2 separate regions of the Homo sapiens genome follow, and region 1 is linked to region 2. Evidence: read pairs that join two places in POLR2A ChIA-PET (ENCODE). Cell type or tissue: IMR-90. All regions are shown on one strand.

Region 1 (2,500 bases), 110 kb after region 2:
CCTGAGTTTTTTTTTTTTTTGAGATGGAGTTTCGCTCTTGTTGCCCAGGCTGGAGTGCAATGGCGCCATCTTGGCTCACTGCAGCCTCTGCCTGCAGGCTTCAAGCAATTCTCCTCCCTCAGCGTCCCAGTAGCTGGGATTATAGGCGGCTGCTACCATGCCAGGCTAATTTTTTGTATATTGGCCAAGCTGGTCTTGAACTCCTGACCTCAGGTGATCTACCTGCCTCGGCCTCCCAAAGTGCTGGGAATACAGGCATAAGCCACCATGCCCAGCTGACCTGAATTCTTATTCTAAATTTTAATACCACTGAGTTGTGTGTGTGACCATGGGCAACTCTGCTTTCTTTATAATGTGAGGAGGGGTGGATTAGATTATTTTTAAGGCTCCTTATTGTTTTAAAATGATGTAATTCTGTCCCTTCAATTGTCATTGCTACATGAAAGGCCTTTCAGATTGCTAGAGTTGGTAAATAGCTGGTTGACTGGTGTCCAAACCTTCCAGCCAGTGCACAAATCTGCTTATATTAAGCATGTACATATAGAACAGCTCTATTCTCTTTCAGCTGTCTGATGTTTTCATTCTGTTTTTCCTTACTGAAAAATTACTGAAAAGAATTGTCTACATCTGTTACTTATTTGGCACCCATTTCATCCAAAATCTGTTGTAATCTAGTTTACAACTTTATAATTAGGCTGAAAGTGCTTTAGAAGTCATAAAATTCATTGTGGTTTTTTTGTGGGTGGGGGAGGTTGGCTGTCACCCACTTTTACTTGATACCACTGATTATTCTCTCCTTGAAATGTTCTTTTCCTTGGCTTCAGGAGAATAGAGTCTTCTGGTTCTTCTACGCTCTGACCAAACTCTAGATCAGTGCTGTCCATCACAGCTTTCTATGATGCTGGAAATGATTTATATTTATGATGTCCAATATGGTAGCCACTAGCCACATGTGGCTATTGAGCACTTGAAATGTAGTGTGACAAAGACTACAGTTTTCATTATTTAATTGATTTAAGTAGTATCATGTGGCTAATGACTACCATATTGGACAGCACAGCTCTAGATATTCCTCAAGTGAGGAATTTATTAGAATATGTCTTCTTCTTTATCTTCAATCTCTCCATTAGTAACCAAAGTAAATCTCATTGCTTCAGGTACCATTTCTGTGCAGATAATCACTGTCTATATATCTTTTGGCATAGCTTCCCTTTTTACCTCTAGCCCTATATTTCTTACTACTTACTGAGCAGTTTTGCTTGGATTCCTGACTTTTGTCAAAAATATAACTCATCATTTTCCCCACTCATTCTTTCTCTTTGTGTTATCCTTTTTTTTTTTTTTTTTCCAAGATGGAATTTCGCTCTGTTGCCCAGGCTGGAGTGCAGTGGTGTGATCTCGGCTTACTGCAACCTCTGCCTCCTGGGTTCAAGCGATTCTCTTGTCTCAGCCTCCCGAGTAGCTGGGACTACTGGCGCCCGCCACCACACCTGGATAATTTTTTGTATTTTTAGTAGAGACGGGGTTTCACCGTGTTAGCCAGGATGGTCTCGATCTTCTGACCTCGTGATCCGCCCGCCTCGGCCTCTCAAAGTGCTGGGATTACAGGCATGAGCTACTGTACCCAGCCTGTGTTATCCATTTTTTCTAATAATACCACTATTACCTTAGCAGTTACTCATATTTGAAACCATAGACCTTTTTAGACCTCTCTCTTTTTCATCCTTACCTACCCAAGCACAAATGATTATGCTGTTGTATTTATATACACACATAAACACAAAATCAGCTGTGAAGTCTTCAACAAATTCAACTTTGTTGTAATATCTTTCTTATAGTTTTTTCACCCATTCTGACACTTCTTAGTTCATATAAGTGAAAACTCCTAAGAGTATGTATAACACATAACAGATACTCAATAAATAGTTTCTTCCCATCTTAGTACAGGCTGCTATAACAAAAATATCATAAAACTACTTAGCTAATAAACTATAGAAATTTATTTCTCACAATTCCTGAGGATGGGGGTTTGAGATCAGTGTGCCAGCATGGTCAAATTCTGTAAGAGCCCTATTCTGGGTTGAGGACTGCAAATTTGGTTTGTGTCCTCAAATAGTGGAAAGGGGCAAGAAAGTTCTCTGGAGTCTCATTTTTATAGGGGCACTCATCCTATTTTTAAGGGCTCCATCCTCATGATCTAATCACTTCCCAAAGGCCTCAACTCCTAATACTATTACATTCCCCTCTTTTTTCTCTTTTATTCATTTCCTTCATCTTGCCTAAATCCTATATTTGCTTGCTTCCCAGATAATTTCTCTGCCTCTAGTGCCTCTCTTCTATGTGTCACCCTGCACCTTGATATCAATTTACTCTTCCTATAGCATAACTGTAATTTCACTCTTGAGCTGAAAGACTTTTAAATCCTCTTCACTTTCACTATAAAGTTCAACATTTCTGCCCACCCATGCCTCCCTTCATACACCTCTTCTCTTTCTTTGGT
Region 2 (2,500 bases):
TGAGATTGTGCCACTGCACTCCAGCCTGGGCGACAGAGTGAAGACTCTGTCTCAAAAAAAAAAAAAAAAAAATTATATTACAGTAGTAATCCAGTGGAGGAGGTAGAGTTTTGCCACTTTTCTCTGGAGTTCAGGCTTGTATAGTCTTAATAATGCTGAGCTGTCTTATAAAGAAAGGTCATTTAGGCCCCGTAAAGACTTAGATCCTTAGACCAGACAGATGCCTAATAAAGGACACCAGATTAGAAGTATGAGTGATGTGAACTCCTGAAAAATGAAACTCTAAGAAGCAAAAGCTAATAGTGGAAGAGGCACAAGTTTATAAAGCAGACAGGTTTGTATGTGACTTCAGGTGCCCATGAGAGCACCTTTTTTTTTAAAGCATTCTGCCATAATAATTTCTAGTTGGTACTCATCGTGTCACTGAAGTGTCAAGATAAAGTTAAGTTATGTTTAGTATACTGTGTTTTAGAAAGCAGGTAAAGGAAACCTTTTAAGATCATTTTCCCTCAAAAATAACTAATTTAAAAAGACTTATTTCTAGGGACCAGTTTCAACTATTTTAATAATTTTCTTATATAGAACTCTTCAGTTCCTAACAATGCTGTATAAGTCAGATGGTAGGATAGTAGTTTAAAATACTGAATGAAAAAGAAGTCTTATTTTTTTTCTTATTCAAGAGCTGCACCTTTTATTCTTCAGACATAGTGAAACTGTACTAGCAGTTGTGAATTAGAGCAGGCTGTGGATCAGTATTTTAACTCATTTATGCAATAGATTTCTGCCACATATTTGTTTTTATTAAGATATGAAAAATTGTAAGTAACCATTTTTAAAGTTCAATATTAACTACAGGTGGTAGTATAGAAAATAGCTATTTAGAATGTGTTTTTTTTTTCTTAGTCTTTCATTTTGTATGAACACTGACAGGGACTTTATGTGACATTTTTGTAGTTCTTAGCCTATAAAATTTGAGATTATGTAGTATTAAGTTTTAAAAAATCACAACTCAAGAGTATTATAATTTTACCTTTTATCATGGTTTAATAAGAATATTTTTAGGAAGAAAGTTTGATTTTTTTTTTCATAATGTTTAAAAATTTCCCTTCAAACAGGATAATCACCATCTCTTTGGTAGTACTTTGTTGGGAATTAAGGATGATGATGCAGATCTGAGTCAGGCTCTTTGTCTGGCCATCTCCGTGTCAGAGATCCTTCAAGCGAATCAGCTACAAGGGGTAAGTAAAGGAAACCCAGTTTGTTAGGGGACTGTTCATTTTAAATACAAGGAACCAACTTCCTCCCTGTTCATTGATTCCCACAAAATCAATTTACTGCAACAAGGTGGCTCTTTTGGCTTTTTGAATGATTGTGTTAAATGTTATGTTCAGAGGGTCATTTTAAAACTTGTCAGCTTGTGTGGTGTTTTAATTGTCTACAATTAATTATTGTTGACATTCTTGACACCAGTTTTTGTAAATCGCCGTATCTTTTTTCCATATTTCAGTAGAGCAACTGAATGTGGCATTGTATAAAATACTTTTAAAAGGGTGAATTTAGCATTTAACAGTTTCTGGTAGTTTACAGCTAATTGAATTACATGGTTTAGTTCCATACAACTTATAGCAAAGGAGAATTGTGAAAATGAAATTTTCTTCATGAAAATCTAATAAGTCAATTTGACCAATGATGTTTTTAATATATGGTCTTTATTACTAGTAGTGCAGCAGTTAACCATGGTGTGTATTTGGAAGGTGTAGTGTATTTCCAAGGTTGAGGGCAGGAAAGGAATGGACGTGGGAAAATAGCCTTTTATGGTAGATCTTTCTTAGTTGGATTTCTTACTGTATCTGCGCTGGTTATTGAGGATTTTCAAAATACAAGCATCTCACTTTTTTCTTATTCAAACTAATATTTAAAAACAAATGAAAACATGTTATCCAGTTTAAAGAGATCCATGTGAACTTCTTTAGTTGAAACTGGTATTTCAGAACATTCTCCCTTCATCCCCCCACACGAAATAGATGTTTAGTTCTTACGTGAATTGAGCTGTTGATAAATTTGCAGATTTATTTGCAAAAAAGAATAGCATATCTAGAGTTGTGTTTATAACTATATAGCGTTTTATAATTAGTTTTATAATTAATTATAATTAGTTTTATAGCTCAAACAGACACTCTCCTTCTATGTATTTTAAGACTTTCCAGTAAAGAACAACATCTAAAAAAGAAAAATGTTTTAACTGTTTAAAAGAAATAAAAGTATTTAGGACCTTCGGGTTATTTTCTGTGCTAACTAGGTCCTCCCAATTCCATGTGAGATCCATTTTTTAATGAACTTGTTCCCTTTATTTGGTTAACTGTGAATATTATGTTGTGCAATGTGAACCTCATGGGAAATTCCTGTATGTCAAATGTTGTTTCCGTTTTAGGAAGGAGTCCGGTTCTTTGTGGTGGATTGCCGTCCTGCAGAACAATATAATGCTGGGCATTTATCAACT

Evidence for each region. Peaks named below come from ENCODE experiments on the same cell type or tissue, not always from the same donor. Only the 100,000 strongest peaks of a DNase experiment are listed, where the experiment ranks them.
Region 1: POLR2A ChIA-PET joins it to region 2 with 15 read pairs; 3 of 35 experiments call an interaction of 5 or more read pairs at or near these places.

Annotation. Positions count from the first base shown.
Region 1 is chr3:100,403,462-100,405,961 of GRCh38, forward strand. The region is part of intron 1 of LNP1 (leukemia NUP98 fusion partner 1); the gene reads left to right. Among named protein-coding and RNA genes, the nearest start is that of LNP1, 3.2 kb to the left of the region's middle. In IMR-90, no CTCF peak of the experiment used is centred here; no DNase peak of the experiment used is centred here; H3K4me3 peaks cover 347 bases; H3K27ac peaks cover 190 bases.
Region 2 is chr3:100,296,808-100,299,307 of GRCh38, forward strand. TBC1D23 (TBC1 domain family member 23) reads left to right here. Exons shown (of 19, transcript NM_001199198.3): 9 at 1,116-1,238; 10 at 2,432-2,500. Among named protein-coding and RNA genes, the nearest start is that of NIT2, 37 kb to the right of the region's middle. In IMR-90, no CTCF peak of the experiment used is centred here; a DNase peak (open chromatin) is centred at 1,204.